2 separate regions of the Homo sapiens genome follow, and region 2 is linked to region 1. A link is a contact called in ENCODE Hi-C or POLR2A ChIA-PET data. All regions are on one chromosome and are shown on one strand. The core of a region is the stretch at or near the end of the contact, and the rest is flanking DNA. Distances in the headings are between cores, read along the strand shown. Region 1 has its middle 44 kb from the start of SP4. Region 2 has its middle 89 kb from the start of SP4.

Region 1 (3,261 bases), core at 7-2,506:
GAGTATAAGATTATTCATTATTAAAAACTTTTTTAAAAAGCTCGTCATTATTCTCGCAGAAATCCAATTACATGTTTAATGAGTGTTGGTTTGCATGCTCTGTAAAAACTGCATTGGTAAGTTTATCTTGGAAAATATTTTATGTTATTTTTTACATCTATGATTTTGCATTTTAATTAATACTATTGTACTTTATCCCCAAGTCACAAAAATGGACCAACAGTGACCCACTGAAGCATAAAAGATGGGAACAAACACTACAATGCCAAATAATTTAATTTTAAAAAGATAAATAGTATAGCCCTCCAGTGAAATGTAGAGTGGGGTGGTTTTACACAAGGACCTGAGAAAGAAAAATGCAAATGGGAACTGCCATTATGAATATCTGAGTATTGCATTATGTGGTGGTGTCCGTTTACACCATCCTTGTCAAATAGTGAAGTTTTGTCAAATGATAACATGAAGTATATATGCCTTTGCTCCATTTTCAAAGAAAGCCCAGTTTCAATCAAGTAAACCAATTTAATTTTTCTAGAACAAGCAAATATACTATTTTCTAGTATAAAGCTGATTAATTGTATCACTTAAACCAAAACTATAGAGGCATCCTTCAACATTGTACATTTCACAGCCAAAACAGGCAAAAGTCACACTGTTGCTAACAAGCTGATAAAATCAGCCACAAAAGTGAATACTATGTATTTTGCTCAGCTGATAAAACCAGCCACAAAAGTGAATACTATCTATTTTGCTTAGCAACAAAACAGATTAAGTTTTGGCAAAAATCTTTTAGCAAATGACTCTAGTGAATGTTGCCCAATATAAATAGCCTGCAAAGTTAAAGAGCAATCACTGTCTTTGGGGAAATGACCAGGTGGGATATTCAAAATATTTAACAACTGATAAGGCATAGAGAGCAACCAATCATAACAGATGCCAACTGCAAGCAAATGGTATAGGACTACTGGTATGTGTTAGCTTGCCTATCAGCAGATATTTTGCTTTACAACTGTGTAGAGTATGAATAATTTCTTGGCAATTGCCTAATACATATATGAAGTGCTTGACAATGTTTTTTGTTTATCATTAAAAGTCTTAGTGTTCGATTTAGGGGAATTTTTGACCCAAAGTTAATCCAGATGCTCTTCTCTTTGACAGCTGTAATTAATCAATAGCTAGGTGAAAGGTTCAGAACTTTAAGAGACAGACATTGGCCAAACGGTTTTTCAAAGTACTCTTTAGTTTCTATTTCAATAATTGTAAGGTTAATTTGTTTTTGCTTTTGCTTTTGTTTTTGTTTTGTTTTAGAGACAGGATCTCACTCTGTCACCTAGACTGGAGTGCAGTGGCATAATCACAGCTTACTGCAGCCTTAAGCTACTGGACTTAAGCTGTCCTTCCACCTCAGCCTCTCAAGTAGCTGTAACTACAAGTGCACTCCACCAGGACTGTCTAATTTTTTTTTTTTTTTTTTTTTTTTTTTTTCAGTAGAGACAGGGTCTCACTATGTTGCTTAGGCTGTTCTCAAACTCTTGAGCTCAAGTGATCCTCCTGCCATCCTGTCTTGGCCTCCTAAAGTGCTGGGATTACAGATGCGAGTCACCATGCTGACCAATTTTAAATTATTAATCAGCTATTATCCACCCTAGTTTCTCAGCTGCCTGCTATGGTGTCCCCAGTAGAAAACTCTGTTTCTACACTCACACAACCCTTCTGACACCAAATGTGTGGGCATTTTGCACACCAAGAAGCTATCTGATTCTGTTCAGATACCAACTAGGTGTCCAACAATCCAGTTCAGTTCTGACACTAACTACTTAGGATGTGATGTTCCATTGGTTTTAGGGCTCAGACCCACAAGATTGCCCTAACTTCAGAGGCCAGTTCCGAGTATCAGGTTTCTCATAGCATACTTCTGACTTACACAATGTATAAATTGAGGCTCCCAGGACCCCCTCCTCGGGTTCAGTAATTTGTTAGAATGGCTCACACACGCAGAACTCACGAAGCCATGTTATTTATTTATGTTTACTGGTTTATTATAAAGCATACAAATGAACAGCCAGATGAAGAGGTATATAAGGCCATGTCAGGAAGGGTCCCTAGTGCAGAAACTTCTGTTCCTGTGGAGTTAGGGTATGCTAACTTCCAGCAGGTGGATGCATTCACCAATCCAGAAATCTCACTGTTCAGGAGTTTTTATGGGGCTTAATCTCTAGCCCCCATCCCCAACTTTGCAGAGTTGGGGGAGGGTGGAAGCTGAAAGTTCCAAGCCTCTAATCATTTGGTTTCTAGTGACTAGACCTGTCCTGAGACTATCGAGGGTCTTCATCCTAAGTCATTTCATTAGCATGAACTCAGGTGAGATCAAAGGGAGTTTATTATGAATAATGAAAAACTCCTACCACTAAGCAAATTCCAAGGGTTTTAGTGCCTGGATCCAGGGACAAAAACCAAATATATTTCTTATCATTTCACAGTCTCTTTGTTTGAGCTGCTAGTGTTCCCACCAGTAGAGTTGTCCTGTTTTAGTAGGAGAAAGCAGGAAATAAAATTGCCTAAGCCAAGCCTCATCGTCTCAGTTAGGTATTTTCCTCTGGGTTTGGTGACCTGCCTCCCTCTGTTATACCTGTAATGCTTGACAACCAATCACAATGTTTTCTTTCTCATTTGGGGCACTGAGAGACAGGACTCCTAAGTTCTTTTTTTCTGTTTTTTTTGTTTCTTTGTTTGTTTGTTTAAGAGACACAGTCTTGCTATGTTGCCCAGGCTGGAGTGCAATGGCTATTCACAGGTGTGATTATAGCACACTGCAGCCTTAATCTCCTGAGCTCAAGTAATCCTCCCTCCTCAGCCTCCTGAGTACCTGGGACTATAGGTGCATGCCACAGCACCCAGCCTCCGTAAGTTATTGAAAAGAAATATTACAAAGTAGTTAATATGCAAAATTTCTTGTGATATAGAAGAAGATATAAAGCCTGAATAACACATACATTTGCTCCATCCTCTTGTAATTTACGTAAATTCTATCTTAGTACGGAAATGACTCAAGCCTTATGGTGCTACCATCTCCTGGTATGTTTGTCAAGTTCATCTTTTTGCAATAAAGGAAAGCAAGTGGTCATTGCAAAGTAGAATTGTCTAAAGATCTCCTGGCTCACTATGCTATTGGAGAAGAGTTTTTGTTGTTTAGTTAACAATTTATTTCTGGGCTGGAAAGGGTTGATGGGATCAGTATTGATAGGGCACCTGCAACATGTG
Region 2 (3,454 bases), core at 456-2,955, 45 kb before region 1:
TCTGTTCTTCCTCGGCTAACCTTCTTCTAGCCTTTTTTCTTGTTTCTCAGCAATTCCCTTCCTTCTTTCTTCCCCATTCCATCACAAAGAAACACTCCAACATACTTAACTCTCCTAGGCCAATTATTGATAATGTGGTCCACATGGTGATAAAAGAACCAATTAGTCCAAATGCATTTTCCTTTCACAGAACAAAAAAAGAGCTAACTGGCTATTTAAAGTCATGTAGAAACCTCCACACACAAAGCCCAATTATTTGGCTGGATTTTTCACTTTCCAATTGCTTCTGTTGGTGCTATGTAGACAAAACCTAAACTAATTACTCTGTAGGTTTCTGGCTCTAACAGTATCAACAGAATGTGGAAGTCATAGATTGAAGATGCAGCCAAATGGGGTTCCTGGGAAGAGGAAATAAGCAATGGTTTTTCGCTTAATGTGGGTCCATATTTATTTCTAGTAAAAGCACATAATGAAAATTGCTATGTATACTTGCTGACAAACACATTGAAATGAACAGAGCATCATTACTTGGCACAATACAGTTTTTATTCCATAGCTCTTGTTTGTATGACATTTTCATCATTTACCAGAACTTTGTTTTTCTAATCACTAGATTGATAGAAGTAAATACGGAGTATCAGGAAGAAAGAAAAAGCTTGAAAACAACCAAGTGCCATGCTTTTATCAATCCCATTGCTTAATTGATAATCAGTGCATTTCCATTCAGTTTTAAACCAATTATTGTGATTTAGCTGTACAAAAGAAAACTCTCCTTTTAAGCTATTTGAAGTACTAGAAATAACTTTTAAAATGCCACAATTGAAACAGATTTGTATTAGGCAGATTATGTACAATCGAGTATTAATTCTATTCGGGCAATTGTCAAGAAGCTTCAAAAATATTGTCAGGAGAGTTTGTACTGTGATATATGGAATCGTTTTAACCCTTTTAACATCTCCCTGGTTTAAAATGTCTTTAGCACTGAGGGACTTATCAATCTTTATCTCATTTCTTTTAGGTCTATTTTTCAACGGCCCCCAGGTGCGCTGGCTTCCCTTCATGAAGGGTCAGCCTGTATTTCCTGTGCTATTCTCCACATCAGACAAAGAGGATATAAACAGCCTGAGAATCCCAGAACTGATTGCTGGGCTCCTGTGGCTCTCCTGAATTAAAATCCTCATGGCTTTGCGGAAATAGGTGAGGGCTTCTTTCTAAATTGGGAACCATATTTAGGAACTCAGGCTTGGTCCTCTGATTAATTTTCTTTTTTTCTCTTTCTTTCTTCTTTTATTGTTATTATTATTACTATTATACATTTTATAAAGATTTGCAATGTATCAAGCATCGTTGAGTAAATCTCCACCCGAAATTCAACCATGTAAAATGCTAGGTTATTGCCAGGTTGGTAAAATGATCTGAGCCGGCCAAATTGTAGCCAGGCAGATGGGAGCTCCAGAGCCAGGGAGACAATTGCCAATTACACGATATCTGAAATTTACATCACTGGGGCATTTTGGAATATTTTTACATATATTACATCAGTTAATTCTGACAGAACCTTATGAGGGAGATATGTCTGTTACTCCCATTTGACAGATGAGAATGTTGCCATTCAAAGAGGTCAGGTACTTTGCACAAGGAAGCAGATCATTGTCATTCTCATCTCTAGCCCAGATGTGACTCACTCAACAGCCCTAGCTTTCATCCACCATTCTGTAATTTCCTGTCTTTGTCACTCTCCTTAAAGCTAAAAACCTTACCCAGAACCCCAGCTTGGTGTAAAAACAGACTTTCCCAGTAACACCAGAAGTTCCAAAAACTACAGAACTCTGCCTCTCCTTTGCACCCAGTGTCACGCTCTTTCTGCCTGATAAGACCTTATAACCTCTTTCAGGAACCACCCACTTCCCATGTTGAGTGCCGCTTGAATCACACGAAGTGGTGTTAACACTTATGATATGATCTTAACCGAGTAGCTTGGCCTCTCTTATCTCAGCTTCCTCTTCAGCAAAATGAGTATAATAATAATAGTCATGTACTTTTGTCATGTGGATCACAGATAGCATAGATGTAAAGCCCCTGCTCTAGTACCCTAGGGACCTAGGTGCTCAATCAATGAATGGTACCATCCTTGTTTTTGCCAGTGCAGCTACCAGTTTCTCTATAGTTTTTTTTTTTAATTTTTAAAATTATTATACTTTAAGTTCTGGGGTACATTTGCCAAACATGCCAAACGTTACATAGGCATACGTGTGCCATGGTGGTTTTCTGCACCCATCAACCCATCATCTACATTAGGTATTTCTCCTAATGTTATCCCTCCCATTGCCCCCCCATCCCTCCCATTGCCCTGATGTGTGATGTTCCCCTCCCTGTGTGCTTGTGTTCTCATTGTTCATCTCCCACTTATGAGTGAGAACATGCAGTGTTTGGTTTTCTGTTCCTATGTTAGTTTGCTGAGCATGATGGTTCCCAGCTTCATCCATGTTCCTGCAAAACACATGAACTCATTCTTTTTTATGGCTGCATAGTAGTCCATGGTGTATATGTGCCGCATTTTCTTTAACCAGTCTATCATTGATGGGCATTTGGGTTGATTCCAAGTCTTTGTCATTGTGAATAGTGCTGCAATAAACATACATGTGCATGTATCTTTATTGTAGAATGATTTATAATCCTTTGGGTACATACCCAGTAGTGGGATTGCTGGGTCAAATGGTATTTCTGGTTCTAGATCCTTAAGGAATCACCACACTGTCTTCCATAATGGTTGAACTAATTTACACTCCCACCAACAGTGTGAAAGCCTTCCTATTTCTCCACATCCTTGCCAGCATCTGTAGTTTCCTGACTTTTTAATAATCACCATTCTAACTGGAATGAGATGGTATGTCATTGTGGTTTTGTTTTGCATTTCTCTAATGACCAGTGATGATGACCTTTTTTTTCATGTTTGTTGGCTGCATAAATGTCTTCTTTTGAGAAGTGTCTGTTCATATCCATCGCCCACTTTTCGATGGGGTTGTTTGTTTTATTCTTGTAAATTTGTTTATGTTCCTTGTAGATTCTGGATATTAGCACTTTGTCAGATAGATAGATTGCAAAAATTTTCTCCCATTCTGTAGGTTGCCTGTTCACTCTGCTGATAGTTTCTTTTGCTGTGCAGAAGCTCTTTAATTTAATTAGATCCCTTTTGTCTATTTTGGCTTTTATTGACATTGCTTTTGGTGTTTTAGTCTTGAAGTCTTTGCCCATGCCTATGTCCTAAATGGTATTGCCTAGGTTTTTGTCTAGAGTTTTTGTAGTTTTAGGTCTTACATTTAAATCTTTAATCCATCTTGAGTTAATTTTTGTATAAGTTGCAAGGAAGGGGTCCAATTTCAGTTTTCTGCATATGGCTAGCCATTTTTCCCAGCACCATTTATTAAACAGAGCATCCTATCCCCATTGCTTG

The links. Hi-C counts contacts between places; a loop is a spot of excess contacts on that map. ChIA-PET counts read pairs that join two places held with the same protein, here RNA polymerase II (POLR2A). Pooled maps may share reads with other maps.
Region 2: a loop to region 1 is called in a map of natural killer cell, with 5 times the contacts of the local background. The contact joins two enhancer-like sites. A Hi-C loop is called at or near these places in 2 of 168 maps with a recorded cell type or tissue (naive thymus-derived CD4-positive, alpha-beta T cell and natural killer cell), 1 of 37 single-sample maps with no recorded cell type and 8 of 50 pooled maps. POLR2A ChIA-PET finds 5 or more read pairs at or near these places in 2 of 52 experiments (activated CD4-positive, alpha-beta memory T cell and activated T-cell).

Annotation. Positions count from the first base shown.
Region 1 is chr7:21,382,740-21,386,000 of GRCh38, forward strand. No RefSeq gene overlaps it. Among named protein-coding and RNA genes, the nearest start is that of SP4, 44 kb to the right of the region's middle. RefSeq lists an enhancer at 1,228-1,297. Within about 2 kb of position 1,257, at least 2 of the 41 ENCODE cell types and tissues checked have a DNase peak (open chromatin) inside an H3K27ac peak, as active enhancers do.
Region 2 is chr7:21,337,171-21,340,624 of GRCh38, forward strand. No RefSeq gene overlaps it. Among named protein-coding and RNA genes, the nearest start is that of SP4, 89 kb to the right of the region's middle. RefSeq lists silencers at 1,588-1,788, 1,808-2,008. Within about 2 kb of position 1,706, at least 4 of the 41 ENCODE cell types and tissues checked have a DNase peak (open chromatin) inside an H3K27ac peak, as active enhancers do.